2 separate regions of the Homo sapiens genome follow, and region 2 is linked to region 1. A link is an interaction called in ENCODE POLR2A ChIA-PET data of the cell type or tissue named here. Cell type or tissue: OCI-LY7. All regions are shown on one strand. Each heading gives the region's core, and the rest is flanking DNA. Links, peaks and the distances in the headings are about the cores only.

Region 1 (12,837 bases), core at 5,253-7,752:
GGGCCCTTCTGAGCATGCGGCCTGTGCAACTGCATTCATGAAGCTGGCCCCACAGGTAATAGTGCTTATTAAGAGACATCTTATTAAGACATTCTTATTAAGAAAGAATGAAAACAAAGCCAAACAAAATGCACAAGATTCTCCAATTAACTGAGGGTGCTCAGTCAATTGGGTGCTCATAAATAGGACAAAAAAAATGAAAATTCTTCACTTAAAAAAATTTGGCCAACACCATGTCCAAGCTGACAGGACATTTCTCAGCCTAACATCCTCTACCTCCTTCCTACTCCACCTCCCCAAAATCCTTTGACTCCAGTTCGATATCCTCTTGAGATGTTGCCAAGGTAAATAATTCCTTGCAGTGGTTCCTAACCAGATGCAGTACCTGCCTCCAGCCCTAGAGGGTGTTTTGAAAGAGAGAGAGAGAGAGAGAGAGAGAGAGAGAGAGAGAGTGTGTGTGTGTGTGTGTGTGTGTGTTGTGTATGTTGCACAATGGCAAATAGTGCTCCAAGGCCCAGATGCCCAGATGCTCAGTGACCTTCAGTGTGCTGGACAGTCCCAAACAATGGGGATCGTCCGACCGAAAATGACAATCATGGGTTGTTTGAAAAAACTACCCAGGGAAATTGCAAGGAACCAACGCTTAAATGGAAACCTCCCAACCTGGACCTCCCATCATTTGTCCTGGCGATGACGAGTGCTGAACAGAAGTTCCTCAGGAGTGTTGCCCATCCCCATCCCCTCTGGAGTTTGAGCTGAACCCACTAGGGTGTCTGCTCATACTTAGCATCCCTCACCACCGTGTCCATCCCTGACCCAGAGACTCCATGTTAAAAGGCAAAAGGGGGAAGATGAGGGGCTTCCCTGTAGGCTGGTACCATGTTGGTCCCCAGCTCAGCTAGTGGGAAGCTCACTAGGGTGAGGTTGGGCATTTGCCTGGACATTTTTATTCTCCTCCCTGTTCTGCAAAAGGCCTCCCTGCGGGGAAGGTTTTCTCTCTCAGAAGGCGTCCCTCACCCTGGCCTCAGAGCTCCGGGAGAAGGGCTTCAGGAAATGTTCTCCCCGGTGGTGTACAGTAAGCCGCGAGGGTGGAAACTTAGCAAGAGTGAGATAATAGTCTTAGTTTTATATATAGCACCTGTGTCTTCCGGAGACCTCAGAGCATGGGGTAAGGGCAGGGTTTAAACCACCTTCCCACCGCACGAGAGATGGGCAGGGCTCACTGCGAGGCAACCCCTCTCTCTGAGTCCTGCTGCTGCCCCCTGTCCTGGCAGCCCAGACCCCCTTCCTGGGAACTGGCAGGCCCTCGTGAGGTCCATAGCCATCTGGCTCCCCAGCCTTCGTGGTCACTGCAGGCACAGTCCTGATCCTAGGATACGTGAAGGGTAAGTGGGTGTTCATAGCTACTCCACCTGAATGGACAACTGACAAGGTGAAGAAAGCCGAGGCTGTGTGCGCCACTGACAAAGGGCCTTCTTTACTCAAATTCCCAGAGCCTGGGCACTTGCAAACACTTCCTACATAGCTGTATGCAACATGCCCATTTTACAGCCGGGAAACAAAGACGTTGAAGGGAAGGTGGTCACCGTGAAGGGAGCGCTCGGCTGGAAGGAAGTGGGCTGGCATTGCCCTAGCCCTGCACTCCCTGGACGGCCTGTGACCTTGTTCAGGCCCGTCTGTCTGTTCTGGCCCTGAGCATTAAGGCTCCTCTTAAATTATCTGGTCCTGTGTTTCCTGCTTAAGCACCCAGAAGGGCAATATTGCTCTCCGAAGGAGAAAAGAACAATACAGATTGCAGGTGTGAAAATATTAGCGTCCCGGTGCATCACGGAGCACCCTGAGTGTCTGCTTGGGGAGGGAGGAAACACACAACCCAGATTAAGCAGCTATCAGCAAACCACAGGATGGTCAGTAACGCTCACGCAGCTGCACACAACTTCCATCGCACCCCTCCAGTGGGTGTACGCATGTGCCCACCCACACTTATCTACACACCCACATATCTACACCCATACATGCATGCATGCACGTAAACACACACTGCACACTTACCCATATACACACATGCATGCACACACACATACACACGTGCATATGCGCAAATAAATATACACACATATACACACACATACATACACACTCATGCTCCGCTAAGACACCAGAGGTGAGGAGACTCCGGACCCAGCTGGCTATTCGACCTCTTCGCATTTCTAGAATGCCCCCGCCCCCGGTTCCCAGACGGCTACTAATTCTGCCTTCCTTTGAGTTGCTGCCTGTGTCCCCTTCCTCCCACTCCCACATTTACCCTGGCTTCCTACACACCATGGGGCGAAACAGTTCAGAAATAGAGTGGAAACCAGGTTTGGAGAGAACACTTTATTAGGGAGGGAAGTGGCAAACAATTGCTATTTTTATTTTTGTTTCTCTAAGGCCTCTGTGCCCCCTCTGTCAAGGGGCGACAAGGACGGCGTCCTCCCCACAGGTTTCCGGTGTCATCCCGTTTTAGATCCACTACGGCCAGGCACCCTATCTCCTCACCCCAGGGCCAGGGCCAGAGTCGTGGTCTGGAGGAATTTCTAACAAGGAGAATGCTCCTTGGTGTATAAGGAATTTGTTCGGGGTTTACTAAAATCATCCAGAATGTTCTCAGTCGCTACTGTTGGCATCTCTTCGCTCTCAGACTCAGCCCCATAAATTCAGAGTTCACGAAGGACACCCTCCTGCTGCTTGACACTTGGCTCAGGCTTTAAAACTGTTCTTTTTACTACAGTGACAGCCAAAGAAAGCATCCTGGGTGTTCAGATAACAATCAGTGTCCTGAACAACTACCCCTCCACATAAAACAATCTACCACATCCAGGCTATATTGACTTCAATCAGTTCTATCACTCCCACCCCAACATCCTGACTCTAAAAACTGAGGGCTTGTGACCTGGTCCCACAAGGACTTTCCTTGACTTACTCAGATAATTGATATTTTTTAAAATCTTGACCGTCTATGGCAAAGGGCCCTTCTTGAAAGCCAAGCTAGGAGGCTCTCAGAGAGCAGACAATGAGTTGTGTGTGCTTGAACATTTCAGGTATGAGCCTCTGACATCTATGGTACACCTGAGTGCTGTCCCCAAATATTTCTAGTTCTCCTGGGCACATGGTAGGACTCTACTCTCTTGGCCCCTTAAAATTAGGTGAGGACAGCAGACTTACCTGGCCAATTAAATGTGAGCAGAAGTGGTAAGTGTTGCTTGTCTGGAATGTAGCTTTACAAGTCAGTATGTGATTCACCATGTTCTCATTCCCTCTGTACAGTAACCAGCACCATGAGACCACAGCTGACCCAGATCAGGTATGTGGCATGAGCAGAAAATAAACCTTTCTTGTTTTCTGCTGCCAATTCTGGGGCTGTTTGTTACTGCAACATAACCTAGCTCATCCTGACTAACACAACACCTTTGATTTGAAGTAAGAATGACATGAAGAGCTGCTGTAACCCTGGCTTGCTGTTTGAACAGAGGAAACAAGAGAACAGCACTGAAGAGTAAATTAAAGGGTCTATAGAAAACTACCTGTCATCCTCAAGGTTGCCCTGCTTCCTCCTGCTGCCATGCTTTTGTGCACACACATCCCTTTACTCCAGATAGTCTTCCTTTTTCTCTGACTACGTGAATCCCTTCAAAATTCAACTCCAATGGCACCATATCTGAGAATATTTCTCTTCTCCACCACCCTAGGTAGTGTTGGCATCTGTCCTCTGCTGTCAGCAGGAATTGGGACTTCACACTGTAAACATGCTTATTCTCTCCCATAGCATTCACTCATCTGGGAAGACAGTACAGAGTGGTGGGCACAAGAGCAGGCTCTAGAGCAGTGCTTTTCAATCAGGGGCGATTCTCCCCATGGGGGACATTTGGCAATGTCTGGAGACATCTGGTTGTCACAAATGGGGGGAGGTGCTACTGACCAGAGATACTGCTAAACATCCTACAGTACACAGAGCAGCCCCACACAACTGAAAAGTATCTGTCCCTAAATGCCAACGATGAGAAACTCTAAGAATATCTTGGTTCATAGCCTGACTCTTCTATTACTATGATTTTAGACATGTCACTTAACTTCTCCTTCAATGACTACCACATAATAAAAGCATAATAGGTATTAGGTATTACAATCTGCCTCCTCTACTAAACTTCGAATCCCTAGAAGGTAGGAACTAAGCTATGCTTGTACATGTATCCCTACTGCCAGTACACCATGAACGTTTGTGAACTCCATGGGTAAAGCGTTAGTTCACTCTTTTCTGAAAGCTAGTTAGTCGCAGGTAGTAGATAAAACCCTCTACCTTGCACCAAAAAGACAAGGCCTGTGCGTGCATTCTCTTTAGCAAAACCTCTGCTGGTTTTAATAGAAAGTATTTATTCTAGTTCATTGCGAAGCACAAATGCAAGTATAGTAACTCTGACCCAGAAGATTTAAGAAACCAGAAGATCAACACACACAACCATCCTGGAAGAATGTAAGTTCACGGAAATTAAATTTTATAACAATGATGCCATCTGGAGAAGTAACTTGAATCAAAATGAACTAACTACTCACCAATGGCCATAATATATTTTATGTATTCAAATAAACCAAACACAAATATCAGATTGAGTCAGGAATGTAACAAGAGGTTTTTGTATAGCAATATTTTGTTTTATTTTTCCCATTCAACGTCAATTTTCTAGGTATTACAAGTTTTCTTTCTTTATTAAACCAAGTCATTTGAAACCTTCAAAACGTGCAAGATTTCCTGATTCACACTGTAATACTCTATTGCTTTTATTTTTATGTATTTATTTTTGAGATGAAGTCTCGCTCTGTCGCCCAGACTGGAGTGCAGTGACAAGATCTCGGCTCACTGAAACCTCCGCCTCCCAGGTTCAAGTGATTCTCTTGCCTTAGCCTCCTGAGTAGCTAGGACTACAGGTGCCCGTCATAATGCCCGGCTAATTTTTGTATTTTTAGTAGAGATGAGGTTTTGCCAAGTTGGCCAGGCTGGTCTCAAACTCCTGACCTCAGGCAATCTGCCCACCTCGGCCTCCCAAAGTGCTGGCACTACAGGCGTGAGCCACCGCACCTGGCCCTCTATTGCTTTTACATGCCATTTTCTGAGCTTATAACATGTTCATACACTTCTAACCAGACGACTTAAAGTAGTGTGGTTGATGTGGAAAATACTAAGAAATCCCAAGTTGTGGCATGCAGTAAAAATGCGTAAGAATAGTTTTGTATATCTCATATAAACCCAAATCATCTTCTGTCAAAAATTGCTCTACCCAGAGAATTTCTGTTCTTCCCATACTCTAAAAAGAGATTCTGTGGCTCTAAAATCTTTTTCTTTATTTTTTTCTAAAAATCTTCTCTTTTTATTTTCTTTTTAAAATGTTTTTATTTTATTTGAAGTTCTAGGATAAATATGCAGGATGTGCAGTTTTGTTACATAGGTAAACAAGTGCCATGGTGGTTTGCTGCACCTATAACCCATCACCTAGGTATTAAGTCCCACATGCATTAGCTATTTATCCTGATGCTTTCCCTACCTCCACCCGCAAAAGGCCTCAGTGTGTGTTGTACTCAAAGTTTTTTTTAAAAAATCTGTTGAACAACTGCAACCAGCATCAAACCTAGGTTTTCAAAACGTACCAAAACGGAAAAATATTCTGAACCAAACCATCATTTGATTCAGTTCCAACTTTGGTCTTGAGCCCAATCAAATAACCACTGAAACATGCTGGACAATTCTAGTGGGCCACGGGGACTGGGTGGAAAGCCTGTGGTCATCTGTCTCCATGAGATGATTTCCATTCCCCAGGCTCAGGGAATACATGGGAAAATCCTCTGCCCATTTTCCAAAAATCCTTTAAGCCCATATAGAAAACAATACTTTCTTTGTGATAGATTGTTTATACAAATTCACCAAAGGAGATTTTGCAAATATTATATAGACTTCATCATACCGAGGGAGAAATAACCATGCCTTTTAGTTTCTTCTGATTCACTGAAATGAGGACTAAGATGCTTTATTTCACACACTACCGGGTTCATGTATATCACCGGGCAGAAAAACAAACATAAATACCTTCTTAAGCAGATGACATCTTCCCCTGTTTCTCGATGGAGACCAAATCCTCCCGCAGGTACTCAAACTAGTAGCAATCCCATTAACTCTCAAGACTACTTTCTGCTGCCCCCTCCTGAGACAGGAGTTAAAAGATGGCAAGGACATGGGCAAGTGGCCTAGGGTGCAAGGTGAAATCTAGTGCTAGCTTTAAAGAGAAAATTCCTTCCATCTCTGTGGTTATGAGTAGTTCTAAATTACATACCCCATGTTTCTTTTTTGGCTTAATTACAATAAAAAGGGGAAGCATCTCTGGGACCTTCAGCATGACTATGTTGCAAAACTAAACCCAAAGCACAGGCCCAGGCTGCAGAGAGACAAAGGGAAGCACCAGTGGCGGAAAGGAAGCCTCACCCAGAGTGGGGCCTGGTCCTCAGCCACCATCTCGGAGGCGCCCAGAGGGAGGTGGCAAGGAGACACTCTGCATCTGCTTCTTTGTTTTTCTTTTTATTTCCAGGCCCCAACAATCAATAAACAACTTTCCTTAAATAATACAGCACCTGTGAGTCAGCCTGGGTAAGCTCCTGTGGAGACGGAGCTGGGAGGTGATGGCATGTGGGCAGGGGCCGCCGTCCGGGCCTCCTACACACCACAGCTCCCACCGGGCTGCCCGCCAAGGGGCATGACTCTATCCTGGAGTCAGAGGACACTGGGAGCAGGAAGCGACCTCAGAGATGACCAAACACCTTCACCTGAAGCCCTGAGAGGCAAAGCCCAAACAGGAGGCCAAGGCTTTTGACACCCTGCCCGTTTTTATAGCACCTCTGTGGAATTGTTCATTTTCTAAGCCAGATCATTCCACAGAAGGAGACGGTAAATAAGCCAGTGAAAAAATTAACATCGCCAGCCATTAGAGAAAAGCAAGTTGGCCGGGCGTGGTAGCTCACGCCTGTAATCCCCAACACTTTGGGAGGCCGAGGCAGGCGGATCACAAGGTCAGAAATTCAAGACCAGCCTGGCCAACATAGTGAAACCTCGTCTCTACTAAAAATACAAAAATTAGCCAGGTGTGGTGGCGGGCACCTGTAGTCCCAGCTACTTGGGAGGCTGAGGCAGGAGAATCACTTGAAACCAGGAGGCGGAGCTTGCAGTGAGCCAAGATCGCACCACTGCACTCCAGCCTGAGCGACAGAGCAAGACTTCTCAAAAAAAAAAAAAAAAAGAGAAAAGCAAGTTAAAACTGCAATGAAGGCTGGCGTGGTGGCTCACTCCCATAATCTCAGCACTTTGGGAGGCCAGGAGACTTGAGACCAGCCTTGGCGACACAGCAAGACCCCATCTCTACAAAATAATTTTAAAATTAGCTGGGCATGGTGCTGCATACCTGTTGTCCTATAAATCGCTACTTGGGAGGCTAAGGCGGGAGGATCCCTTGAATCTAGGAAGTCAGGGCTGCAGTGAGCCATGATTGCCCCCTGCACCCCAACCCGGGCAAGCTACAGAACAAGACCCTGTCTCAAAAAAAACAAAACAAAACAAGACACAGAAAGAACCTACAATGAGATGGCCTTGCATACCTGCATACCTACCAGAGTGGCTAAAATAAAAGTAGCTACTTAGCTACTAAATAAAACGCTGGCAAGGATGTGGAGAAGCTGCAGCACTCATACACTGCTGTGGGATGTAAAATGGTGAAGCCACTCTGGAGAGCAGTGTGGCAGTTTCGTAAAATATGAAATGAATGTGCAACTACTGTACGACCCAGCAACTGCACTCCTGAGCATTTATCACAAATAAATGAAGGCTTACATCACACAAAAATGTGTACACGAATGTTCACAGCTGCTTTATTCAAAATAGCCAGACCTGGAAATGACACAGATGTCCCCTCCTAAAAAGTGAATCGGGGGCCGGCACGATGGCTCGTGCCTGTAATCTCAGCACTTTGGGAGGCCGAGGCAGGCAGATCACTTAGAGGCCAGGAGTTTGAGATCAGCCTGGGCAACATGGTGAAACCCCGTCTCTACTAAAAAACACAAAAAAAGTAGCCAGTTGTGGTGGCGTACGCCTGTAATCCCAGCTACTCGGGAGGCTGAGGCACTAGAATCACTTGAACCCAGGAGGCAGAGGTTCCAGTGAGCCAAGATCACACCACTGCCCTCCAGCCTGGGCAATAGAGCGGGACAAAACAAAACAAAAAATTGAATCTGAATCTCTGAGGGTAGCATAGCAGAGACTGAGGAATCCAACTTTGGTAAGGAATCCTGGTGGTCGCTCCCTGCTGACTTACCGTGCCCTGTGGTCGGTCACTTGCCGCCCCACATGGCCTTTACGATGGAGGCCACAGCCTCACTTGGTGACCGCAGCTGTGCTCCTTTCCAGGGAGGTGCCACACCCTTCACCTCTATCACCTATTGAGAATATCACCTATTGAAAGCCTGGGCATTCTGTGTCCTGGCCCCTTTAGGCCCTCACCCATGTCTCCTAATTTAAATGAGGATTTAACTTAATTTACCTGGAGGCAGGTAACTCAACTCGATTGCATTCAATTCCTGCTTAGGTGCTGACATTATAAGCCCACAACAGCTTGTACCTGTTGGACTCATGCGCAGGCCGTGCAGCTCCAGGCTGCCTGGGTGCTTCACAGTATAGCAGTACCTAGCAAGCCCCACGCAGCACAGAGGCCCACGATGCTCTCTCTGGGTGGCCTGAGGCATCTGGACACGTGCAGATCCATGCTCTGTATCTGCTGAAACCCTCTTTCCCGTGGGCAGATCTGCCCTTCTCCCTGTGGGAGGCAGGCTGAGTCCCTGGGGACCCGGATTACAGAGTGAGTGCCTTGGGGTGCTCCCCTTTTCTGCTATCAGGGGCTTATTGCCCTGCTATGTCTGCAGCAATGAGGAGCTTTAACCTTTTCCTGCCCTTTAGGGTTAAGAGTTCTCTTCCAGTTCATCAGCCTAAGGAGGCAGCTCCAGGAGCTCACTTTTGCTGCAGTTGCATCTATTACATCCCTTTTTTAAACAAAGGCCCATTCATTTATAAGGAAAAGAATCCACTCTTAGTTCCACCTCCTCAAGTAGAAAATTTTTAACTAGACTAAAACGGTACTCCAGGGGACCTATGTGAACACACTCTCTTTCCCCCGGGGTCCAGTATTTCCACGGCAACAACCAATCCTAATTCCCTCAGCCACCTCCCAGGGCTGTGGTTCAGAGGCCCCATTGCTCCACCCATCCACCTCTGCATTCAGTTCAGTTAGTCCCCAGTCCCCCTAAAGCACAAGGCCCAGAACTAAATTCAAAGCCACCTTCCTCTGTTCTCCAGGCGACAGCTGATGGGTGGCAGAGAGGACAGGGTAGGAACTTGGGAGATTCAGATGAGTTAAAATCCCAGTCCTGCCATTGATCAGCTGTGGGCTTGGGACTAACAATTTATATGTCTCATCCTCATCTCTAAAAGGAGGAAAATAATGAATGCCCTGCAAAAATTACATAAAGTATTTGACGGAACATGCCTGGCACATAATAGGCACTTCTGAAATCATTGCTGCTATTATTTTTATTATTATTGTGCATCCTAAGACTGTTTAGTATTTTTTACAGCCGTACCACCTGTTAATTCATATTGAACTGGTAGTAAAATTATAACTCCCAGTGAATTTCAAAAGAAATATTGGCCGGGCGCGGCCGGGCGTGGTGGCTCATGCCTATAATCCCAGCACTTTGGGAGGCCGAGACGGGCAGATCACGCGGTTCAAGATCAGCCTGGCCAAGATGCTGAAACCCCATCTCTACTAAAAACACAAAATTAGCCAGGCATGGTGGCACCTGTCTGTAATCCCAGCTACTCAGGAGGCTGAGGCAGAAGAATCGCTTGAACCCGGGCAGCAGAGGTTGCAATGAGCTGAGATCATGCCAGTGCACCCCAGCCTGGGCGACAGATCAAGACTCCATCTCAAAAAATAAAATAAAATATTGGCCGGGCGCAGTGGTTCACGCCTATAATCCCAGCACTTTGGGAGGCCGAGGTGGGTGGATCACCTGAGGTCGGGAGTTCGAGCCCAACCTGACCAACATGGAGAAACCCCGTCTCTACTAAAAAAAAAATACAAAATTAGCCAGGCGTGGTGGCACATGCCTGTAATCCCAGCTACTCAGGAGGCTGAGGCAGGAGAATCGCTTGAACCCAGGAGGCGGAGGTTGCAGTGAGTCAAGATCTCGCCATTGCACTCCAGCCTGGGCAACAAGAACAAAACTCTGTCTCAAAAAAAAAAAAAAAAAAAAAGAAATAAAAGAAATATTGATGAGCCAGGACTCCTCCATCCTATCCTTTGGGCAACTGACTTTTAAATACCTTTATGGGGAACTTATGTTCCCTTTTATGACATCTGGTCATGGGGTCATACTGAACTATTTTCTTTTTTTTTTGAGACGGGGTTTCGCTCTTATTGCACAGGCTGGAGTGCAGTGGTGCAATCTCAGCTCACTGCAACCTCTGCCTCCCAGGTTCAAGCAATTCTCCTGCCTCAGCCTCCCAAGTAGCTGGGATTACAGGCGTACGCCACCACGCCTGGCTAATATTTTGTATTTAGTAGAGACGGGGTTTCACCATGTTGGTCAGGGTGGTCTGGAACTCCTGACCTCAGGTGATCCACCTGCCTCAGCCTCCCAAAGTGCTGGGATTACAGGCGTGAGCCACCGCACCTGGCCTTTTTTTCTTTTCTTTTCTTTCTTTTTTTTTTTCTTGAGATGGAGTTTTGTTCTTGTGGCCCAGGCTGGAGTGCAGTGGCACAATCTGGGCTCATTGCAACTCCCGCCTCCCGGGTTCAAGCGATTCTCCTGCCTCAGCCTCAGGATTAGCTGGGATTACAGGCGCGCACCACCACACCCAGCTGATTTTGTATTTTTAGTAGATACGGGATTTCACCATGTTGGCCAGGCTGGAATCGAACTCCTGACCTCAGGTAATCCACCCACCTCAGCCTCTCAAAGTGCTGGGGTTATAGTCATGAGCCACCGCACCCAGCCATAAACTATTTTCTGAAGTTGCTCAAGTCTTCTTTGCAAAGTCAGTGTTCCCAAACTACAGTCAGAGGCCAGGCTCAAGGTTCCTAGCAACCTGCCACCTGGTACATTCAGGGCACTCGCCCTTCAAGCACAACATGGATCCTTGGGGCTCCTTGCCACTCCAACTCCTAGGAGACTCTCCTGCCTTCCCCTGGGAATGTGGTATTTGAGGCCAATGGTGACTGACCAGAAAATCTAGGCCAGTTCAAAATGCCAAAGACAGGATGCCAGGAAGGACCCAGAACCTGCAGGGCTCCGTTCAGCTTCTTGGGGTTAACCAGCAGTCTGCAGAGGCGGGAGACGGCTCGGCTCTCAGGAGAGAGCAGCTGATTTTTAATGTACAGTGTAATACCGCAAGGTAAACAGCATCCCAGACGCTGCTCCATATGGCTTTACCCTGAGATCGAAACTAATTACCATTCTGTGTATATTTCCAGGTTGGGGCAATAAGGGAGTTACTGTCCAGCACATTCGCCATCAGACCACCCCTGAGGTCAACACTGCCACGTGCTAACAAGCTCCTTTCGTGGTTTCAATCCTCCCAGACATCAGTCCCTTCATCCTGCAAAGGGCAGAAAGAAACTGGGGCTTGGGGAGGTGTTAGGGCAGGCTGAGCCTGAGACACATATGTCTAGAAAGGGGCAACGTCTCAAAACTGCACATTCAGAGCCTGGAAGCTCTGTACAGATGCCTAATGGGTCCTGGGGCTAGAAAAGGTTTGAATAGATCATCCTGGACAGAAAAGATGCAAACCCCCAGGGGTCAACCCTGCAGGCTACCTGCTCCCCCTGCCCCCCACCCATTACAGCTGAAAGGAAGGAGAGAGTTCCATTTCACACATCCTGTGTGTAGCAGAGTAGAGACCAGGGTTTGGCAGGCAGGATGCCCAGGGCTGTGGTGACGCCAGTCCGTGCTGCTCAGATGGAACCTGTAGCCATCCAGCCCGGATCCTGCATGGGTTCCAGTAGGCCCTCCTGGGACTTGGAAGTGAGCTGGTGTGCTCGGGGTTCATCAGCTCCGTCCAGTCACCTGACTGGCTTTTCCTTCCACTCCACCATCCCAGCCCAGATGACAAGGGCACAGTATGGCCTTGTGACTTGGGAAGTCCTGGGTAGGTTCTCTGTGGCTCACTTCAAGAGGAGGCCAGGGTGACGCACAGTGTACTTCAGAGACCCCAGAGCCACCTGGACCTGAGTCCCTGTGAATGGACACGTGACGGGCCTCACTGGGTGTGCAGTAAGATAAAACATCTCCTTAATCTCAGAGAGAGCCTGTGTTAATAAGCACGTGCCTGGCCTGGCACCAGATGCGGCACAGAGAAGAGACGAAGACTAATTAAATCACACACGTCCAGAGACCTCCTTGGTAAGAAAAGCCACACCGATACAGAGTAGTGTTGTTCTACACACACACGTGTGTGTGGGTGTGTGTGTATAGAGAGATATATATGTATATATTTCATTGGCTCTCTTATGAGCTACAGTGACTCTAAAAGATGCACCAAGAAAGCAGAGGAACAAGGGGAAGGGAGGGAAGGGACAGAGGCTTTCACACCCCAAATGCTGGGCATTTTGTGTCTGGATGACCTCAGCCAGTTTCCACCTACAAAACAGAATAAAAAGAGGCTGGTCCCCAGGGTGTGTAACCTGACACCTCTTGCCGGCAGCTGAATACAGG
Region 2 (8,565 bases), core at 751-3,250, 1.8 Mb after region 1:
AGAAAGTTTATTTTGCCAAGGTTGAGGACATGTGCGTGACACAGCCTCAGGAAGTCCTGCCAACACGCGCCCAAGGTGGTTGGGGCACAGCTTGGTTTTATACATTTTAGGGAGACATGAGACATCAATTAATATATTAAGAAGTACATTAGCTCCATCCCAAAAGGCGGAGACAGCTCAAAACAAGGCCGCCCCACCCACACTGTACTGGGGGCTTCCAGGTCACAAGTAGATGAGAGAGACAGATGGTTGCATTCTTTTGAGTGTCTGATAAGTCTTTCCCAAGAGGCAATCAGAATATGCGTCTATCTCTGTGAGCAGAGGGATGACTGAATAGCATGTGAGGTAGATTTGACCTGAGAGGTTCCCAGCCTGAAGGGGTCCAACTATCTTCCTTTCACAGCGGCCTGAACCAATTGAGACAGGGAGGTTGCAAGTTTTAGATGGAAGAAACCACAGAGCTGTAACTTATGTCTGAAGGGTGTGCAAGGCAAGCAAGGCCCTTTTGTGCTCTAGTCCGTATTTTTGTCAACATCCCGGTTCAAGCTGGGAACCAAGTGATAGGATCTGAACAGAGATTATCATTCATTCACTTCAGGGACCTGGGAGAGAAAACCAAATTTGCTTGGGTCAGGATTATGGAATTGCTTTATATATAGTGAATCAAAGGCTTAGAATAATAATAATAATACCTATTATTATTATTACTTTCAGTTTAGAAATATCTTAGCTTCTAGGCCAGGCATGGTGGCTCATGCCTGTAGTCCCAGCACTTTAGAAGGCTGAGGTGGGAGGACCACTTGAGCCCAGGAGTTTGAGACAAGCCTGGGCAACATGGTGAAACCTTTTCTCTACAAAAAATTTTAAAACTTAGCCAGACTTGATGGCACACACCTGTAGTCTCTGCTACTTGGGAGATTGAGGTGGGAAGATTGCTTGAGCCAGGGAGGTGGAGGCTGCAGTGAGCCCTCATTGCGCCATTGAACTCTAGCCTGGGCAACAGAGCAAGAGCAAAGCCCTGTCTCAAAATAATAATAATAATAATAATAATAATAATAATTTTAAAAACATTATGTCTCTAAATTTGTTGTAATTTTGTCTTTTGATAGGCATAAGGATTAGATTGAACTAAAGGACACTGAGAATGCATCTCTTAAGTAAGTAAATAAAATAGAAATACCTTAGGTATTTGAACTCTGAAAATTTGAGACAGGTCTCAGTTAATTTAGAAAGTTTATTTTGCCAAGGTTGAGGACAGGCACTCATGACACAGCCTCAGGAAGTCCTGACGACAAGTGCTCAAGGTGCTCGGGGCACAGCTTGGTTTTATGCATTTTAGGGAGACATGAGACATCAGTCAATATATGTAAGTACATTGGTTCAGTCTGGAAAGGCAGGAAAACCTGAAGCAAAGGCAGAAAGATTCAAAGTGGGGAGGGGCCTTCCTGGTCACAAATAGGTGAAACACAAACAGTTGCATTCTTTTGAGTTTCTGATTTGCCTTTCCAAAGGAGGCAATCAGATATGCATCTATTTCAGTGAGCAGACGGGTGACTTTAAATAGAATGGGAGGCAGGTTGGCCCTAAGCAGTTCCCAGCTTGACTTTTCTCTTTAGCCAAGTGACTTTGGGGCCCCAAGATTTATTTTCCTTTCACGGGTATATTTAGATATTTAGAATCCTAATTTTTTGAGCAATTTTGACATCTGAAATATTGAAAAGATTACCATTACAATTGCATTTAAAATGAAACATTGAGTAATTGGTTTTGACATGAGTTTTTAAGTTGAAAGGTTTAAAAATTATGCAAAGGCTATCCATAATATTGGATAATACAGTTAGCTTAATATTCGCCATCTTTAAGGGTAGCAGTTAATTTTGTGAACGTTATCTCTGCCTGCGTGGAGGGTTGCAGTGAGAGAGGCCAGGGCTCCTGGATGTTGAGGTATGGATGGTAGCCCAGCCCACCCATGCTGTCTCTGGCCCTGCAGGTGACCACAGTCCCTCATTTTTGTCTGTGGTGGCGATGGTATCTGTGCAAGGCTGTGGTTTTTTTTTTTTTTTTTCTTTTTTAATCAGGCCCCTTCGTCATTTCCTTCCTTTTCTCCCTTGGCCCCTAGCTGGTGTGTGGCTCTGGGCTTGGGCCCTGCTCGAATGCATCCTCTTTCTCTGGCCGGAGCTGGTTCCAGCCCATGATGGGAGGTCTGACCACTGGGTCCTCAGGCCCTTCCCTGGTCATGATAATGGCATCAGTGCCTGGCCCAACACCCACCCTGGATATCTGGAGGAGGGGAGCTCTGATTTGCTGGGCTGGAGTGGCTGTCAATGGAAGCCCGACCTGGCCATTTGGCCTTGAGGAGACAATTGCCTGGGGCTGTAGGGGGACCACCCAGGAGGAAGGGGACGGAGGAAGAAGTGTGTGTCCTGGGACATCCCCAGGCTCCCAGGGCTCACACTGCCTGACAGTATCAGGCTGCACTTGCAGTCTCAGGAGCCACAGGCCACCCTCCTCCACTGTCATTTACAGCCATCTGCAGTTAGGTCCTGTCACCCGCAACCTAAAGCTCCTGACACATCAAAGCAGCACACAGAGGCTTGTGGGAGTTGATGCCATCAGCCCATTTGTAATGTGTCCTCGATTTGAGAACCATGTTGGATAAGGTTGTGGTCATCAGTGGGCACTCATTTTAGTGAGGCAAGGGTGGGATTGCCTAAATGCATGTGAGATTGAAGAGCCAAGAAGACATTTTGAATTGTATTATTTATTTGACTGTGGTTGAAACATGCAGCATGAGTTGTGCCCTCCAAACAGATCTGGTGTAGGTACAGAACTGCTCAGGTATCATTTATTGCATGCTACTCTACTCAGGCACAAGGCTCTAGTTAAAAAGCATACATCTCAGCTCAGAGTCCACCTTTATCACCAGCCTGTGTGGGCCCCCTCTTATGTACACACACACACACACACACACACACACACACACACACACACTCCCAAGTACCTTGCCTGTTAAACCCATTTTCCTTGCTTAAAGGAAAGGGGTTTCCATCCCCTGCAACTCAAGACATACAGGAAAAATCAATGGACATGTTTTTTTCCAACTCTCCACTCAACATGACCCTTCTGCCACCAGATGTTGGCAGGAGTGTTTTCCCACACACCAAGCAAGCAACTCTGCAGATTCCCCAGTGGACACCAGCTGGGCGTCCTCCAGTGCAATTCTAACACCAGAACAATGTAGACAGAAATGTTTAAAAAGAGACTTTATTTTCAGCAGGTTGGAGTGTGTGTGTGTGTGTGTGTTTGTGTGTGTGTGTTAACATGCTTAGTCTCCTTTAGTAAGACACAGGGACTGGACTGAACCATCTGGAAGACATCTCTCCATTTTGACACTTTATGATTCCCCCCTACCTTTTTTTCACTTACACATAGAAAATTTGGTGTCAACTGAAATAAACCGAGACAAGCTCTCTAAAAGAAATTTATTTGGGAATAAAGCATTGCAATGGGAATACGTGTGCCATAGTAAAAAGTAAGTGCGTATTCAGAGAGGTAAAGGAAGACAAAGGTTTTTAAAGGAAAAAAATAAGAAGAATTACATAATTGTTTTGAAATAATTATCTGTGGTTAGAAATATCAATAACAAGGGTGACACCAGTCCGAAGTTAAACAGGAGGTTACTGGGGAGATGTCCTTGCAAATGTCTTTTTTGTGTACCCTGGCGATGTCCTCTGAGCAAGGCTGTGGTTTTTGTAGTCTCTTTTTTTTTTTAAATCAGGCATGCAAGCCCAAAAATCTTCTCTTCAGGACTTCTCCAATCCTATTGGTCAGGGTTTTGTGAACATTCGTGACTCCATTTCTATTCTGACAATTTTCTCAGGCAGAAGAGCAGAGTGACTTCATACCACGTAGGAAGTTGTGTTTCTTAGTTGTATTTCGCCTTTTAGGAGCAATGAAAATTAATTACTTCAGATTCCTTTTTCCCTGTGCCGGACATGAGATTTCCCAAGTCATATCTTCCTATCCAAACATCCTTGCATCTCCCATATTTCTTTTAAATACACAGCTTATGGCCTCTTCAACATTCGTTTTTGTACACTCTGATTTGTGAGACTACAATTTTAAACAGGGTAACCCGCAATGCCATAAAATACATATAACAAAAGACACATCAAATATACAAGGGAAATGTGGGATTAAAATTTCCTGTAATTAAGGCTGGGTGTGGTGGCTCTCAACTGTAATCCCAGCACTTTGGTAGGCTGAGGCGGGTGGATCACATGAGGTCACGGGTTCGAGACTAGCCTGGCCAACATGGTGAAACCCCATCTCTACTAAAAATACAAAAATTATCCGGGTGTGGTAGTGTGTGCCTATAGTCCCAGTTACCAGGGAGGCTGAGGCAGGAGAATTGCTTGAGCCCAGGAGGCGGAGGTTGCAGTGAGCCGAGATCATGCTACTGTACTCCAGCCTGGGTGACAGAGTAAGACTGTCTCAAAAATTTCCTATAATTAGAATCGTTTACCTCTCTTCTAGTCATCCATTTTTTGGTTGTTTCTGTTGCCTTACAAAAAAAAAAAAAAGACTGGCCAGGAGTGGTGGCTTACGCCTGTAATCCCAACACTTTGGGAGGCCAAGGCAGGTGCATCACCTGAGGTCAGGTGCATCACCTGAGGTCAGGAGTCTAAGACCAGCCTGATCAACAAGGTGAAACCCTGTCTCTACTAAAAATACAAAAATTAGCTGGGCGTGGTGGCAGGTGCCTTTAGTCCTAGCTACTCGGGAGGCTGAGACAAGAGAATTGCTTGAGCCCAGAAGGCAGAAGTTGCAGTGAGCTGAGATTGTGCCACTGCACCCCAGCCTGGGGGACAGAGTGAGACTCTGTCTCACAAAAAAAAAAAAAAAAAAAAAAAAAAAAGACTTCATCGCACTCTTAGAGAAAATATTCACATGCTTTTGTGGTTGCCAGTGAAATCCCCAAACATTTTACATTAATCAGTTGAAAATATTATCCTGAGAAGATGATGGTTCAGCATCCAGCACCGTTTTGTGGCGGAACAGTGTCTTATTCAGTTCTTTGATGCCAATGCGATGGGAATTCAAGAGCCCAGAGACATCCAAGACTCGTCAATGTTCTTCTGTCTTTGTGGAATCTATGAGATGTCATGCTGAGAAAAAACAAACAAACAAACAAACAAACAAAAAACCCACTGCCCACTTTGATCCTGTCTCTGATCAGAAAGTGAAAGCCTTCAATTTTCCAAACAGTTCAAGAGGCACATGAGGGAGGAGGAGTACTCTTTCCCCACCCAACTGAGTGCTCAAACGGCATCAGGCTCAGTCTCTAATCTGGAGGGTAGAGAGGAGGGAGGCTGGACAGAGAAGTGCCAGGAGGCTCAGAAAACAAGACCCAAAATGAGGACATCCTAAGCAGCCTCAGAAGCAAAAAGTTTTCTCTGACCTTCTCTGGCCCTCTGTCTCTAGCCCCTCATTCTCCCCTGTCTGGCCATAGAAACTAGAATCCCTCTTCCTCAAGGTGAGTCATAGAAACTAGAACCCAAAGCCAGCTATAACACTTAAAAAATATGACTCTAATTTTCTTTCTGCCTTTCTGTGTAAAACCCAGCCATGAAGAAATGATCTGACCTACCTTGTTAGACTGTAGATCTTAAGACCCTCACTCCAGAGAGGGTCCTGGATGGAAGGAAGGAAGGAAGGAAGACTGCTCAGAGAGGCCATAAGAATCTAGACAGACAGGCCTGGCTGGGTGTCCCCACTTAGGCTCTTCTCATTAGCTCCGACCCTATTTGCCCAATTCTATTTCTGCATGGCTGTCCATACCTTGTGGAACCTAAGCATAAAAATGGATGATTTCCCTCATATCTTGGCCAGGCATGGTGGCTCACGCCTCTAATCCCAGAACTTTGGGAGGCCGAAGTGGGCGGATCACAAGGTCAGGAGATCGAGACCATCCTGGCTAACACGGTGAACCCCCGTCTCTACTAAAAATACAAAAACTTAGTCGGGCGGTATGGCACGTGCCTGTAGTCCAGCTACTCGGGAGGCTGAGGCAGGAGAATCGCTTGAACCCGGGAGGCGGAGGTTGCAGCGAGCCGAGATCGCGCCACTGCACTCCAGCCTGGGTGACAGAGCAAGACTCCGTCTCAAAAAAAAAAAAAAAAAGGACGATTTCCCCCATATCTTTAGGTTTGTATAGACACAGTAAATAAATGTGTCTGCCTTTTCTCCAATTGATCTGCCTTTTGCAATTTTTCTTTCTTTTTTTTTTTTTTTTGAGACAGAGTCTGGCTCTGTCACCCAGGCTGGAGTGCAGTGATGCTATGTCAGCTCACTGTAGCCTCCGTCTCCTGGGTTCAAGCGATTCTCCTGCCTCAGCCTCCCGAGTAGCTGGGACTACAGGCATGCAGCACCATGCCCAGCTAATTTTTGTATTTTCAGTAGAGATGGGGTTTCACCGTGTTGGCCAGGATGGTCTCCATCTCCTGGCCTTGTGATCTGCCAGCCTCGGCCTCCCAAAGTGCTGGGATTACAGGCGTGAGCCACCGCGACCAGCCTTTTGCAATTTTTCATCAAAATTTGAGAGGACCAAGGGTTCCCCTTGGCACCTACACCAGCCACCCTGTCTTGGGAAGTGGGGATGCTGGCACCACACAATGTGGATTCTGCTGGTGGTAAGGGAGAGAGGCTTTCAGGCAACAATCTTTGCCAGTGTATACTTCCAAAAGTCTCTAATGCACACATGTGCAAGTTCATGGCTGCTACCATTTGCTAAGCCATGCCCCTAGTATTGGACCTTCAAGGTTTTTTTTTTTTTCTCCAAAATGAATAGTGATATGACATACATTTCTCTTTCTTTCTTCTCTTTCTTCCTCTCCCTTCCTCCCTCCCTCCCTTCCTTTCTCTCTTTCTTTCCTTCCTTCTTTTTCTCCTTCCTTCCTTCCTTTTCTTTCTTTCCTTCCTTTCTTCTTTTTCTTTTCCCTTTCTTCCTTCCTTCCTCTCTCCCTCCACTCCTTCCTTCTCTCCCCCACCCCCCGCCCCCACCTCTCTCTCTCTCTCTCTCTCTCTTTCTTTTTTTTAAGACAAGGTCTTAAAAAATTCTCTCATTTCCCAGGCTGGAGTGCAGTGGCATGATCACGGCTCACTACAGGCTCAATCTCCTGTGCTCGGGTGATCCTCCCACCTCAGCCTCCCAAGTAGTTGGGTCCACAGGTGCGTGCCACCACGCCCAGCTAAATTTTAAAAATTTTCTGTACAGACAGGTTCTTGCCATGTTCCCCAGGCTGGTGTTGAACTACTGGGCTCAAGCTATCCACTCACCTCAGCCTCCCAAAGTGCTGGGATTAACAGGCATGAGCCACCTCTCCCAGCCACATTTCTAAACAAAACAAAACAGCCCAATTTTTTACAACCCAATTTTTATTATTTTCATTTCCTGTTATTTTTATAGTTTGTTTTCTAAGAAAAGGAATTCCAATCAGAAAATCCTTAATCGATACTGCTACGTGGATTACAAGAAGCAGTATTCACAGAATCAAGTGTTTTTTTTGTTTGTTTGTTTTCTGTTTTTTGTTTTTTTGAAATGGAGTTTCACTCTGTTGCCCAGGCTGGAGTGCAGTGGTGTGATCTCGGCTCACTGCAACCTCCACCGCCCAGGTTCAAGCGATTCTCCTGCCTCAGCCACCCAAATAGCTGGGATTACAGGCACGTGCCACCATGCCTGGCTAATTTTTGTATTTTTTTTTTTTTTTTGAAACTGAGGGAGTCTTGCTCTGTCGCCAGGTTGGAGTGTAGTGGCATGATCTCGGCTCACTGCAACCTTCGTCTCCCGGTTCCAGCTATTCTCCTGCCTCAGCCTCTCAAGTAGCTGGGACCACAGGCGTGCACCACCATGCCCAACTAATTTTTGTATTTTTAGTAGAGACGGGGTTTCACCATGTTGGCCAGGATGGTCTCGATCTCTTGATCTTGTGATCCACCTGCCTCAGCCTCCCAAAGTGCTGGGATTACAGGCGTGTGCCACCACATCCAGCCTAATTTTTGTATTTTTAGTAGAGATAGGGTTTCACTATGTTGGCCAGGCTGGTCTTGAACTCCTGACCTCAGATGATTCACCCGCCTCGGCCTCCCAAAGTGCTGTGTTTACAGGCCTGAGCCACGGCTCCCGGCCAAGTTTCCTTTTTTTTGTTTGGTCTGCTTACTTAATAGTGGAAAGAAAGAGAGTCTCGTTTTATTTTCCTCTTTCTTAACTGGGCAGAGTGTACATTTTTTTCTCATGTGTGTTCAATCATTTGTGTGCTTTTTTTTTTGTGATTTGAAAAATCCCATGACAAGGTGTATTTTCCATCATGCTTTTCCTTACCTAATTTTATAAACTCTTTGTATATTTGTGGTTACAATGTTCCTAATTTGGCTATTTGCCTTTAATTATAATTTTTGATATTTTCTCATTCACAAGATTAGTTCATTATGAAGTTTGCTCATTTTTTATATTTTTTACTTTTCTCTCCAGCAAGTTCCTAGTTGACTCAACAATATCAGCAAGGC

What was found. Peaks named below come from ENCODE experiments on the same cell type or tissue, not always from the same donor. Only the 100,000 strongest peaks of a DNase experiment are listed, where the experiment ranks them.
Region 2: POLR2A ChIA-PET joins it to region 1 with 6 read pairs; 1 of 35 experiments calls an interaction of 5 or more read pairs at or near these places.

The regions. Positions count from the first base shown.
Region 1 is chr1:226,710,992-226,723,828 of GRCh38, forward strand. The region is part of intron 2 of ITPKB (inositol-trisphosphate 3-kinase B); the gene reads right to left. Among named protein-coding and RNA genes, the nearest start is that of ITPKB, 22 kb to the right of the region's middle. RefSeq lists enhancers at 719-768, 959-1,018, 1,379-1,458, 1,959-2,028, 6,701-7,200 and 1 more. In OCI-LY7, for the core only: CTCF peaks have their summits at 6,220 (motif pointing left) and 6,426; a DNase peak (open chromatin) is centred at 6,460; H3K4me3 peaks cover 1,353 bases; H3K27ac peaks cover 2,048 bases.
Region 2 is chr1:228,477,053-228,485,617 of GRCh38, forward strand. No RefSeq gene overlaps it. Among named protein-coding and RNA genes, the nearest start is that of RNF187, 6.0 kb to the right of the region's middle. In OCI-LY7, for the core only: no CTCF peak of the experiment used is centred there; DNase peaks (open chromatin) are centred at 2,099 and 2,559; H3K4me3 peaks cover 1,340 bases; H3K27ac peaks cover 1,754 bases.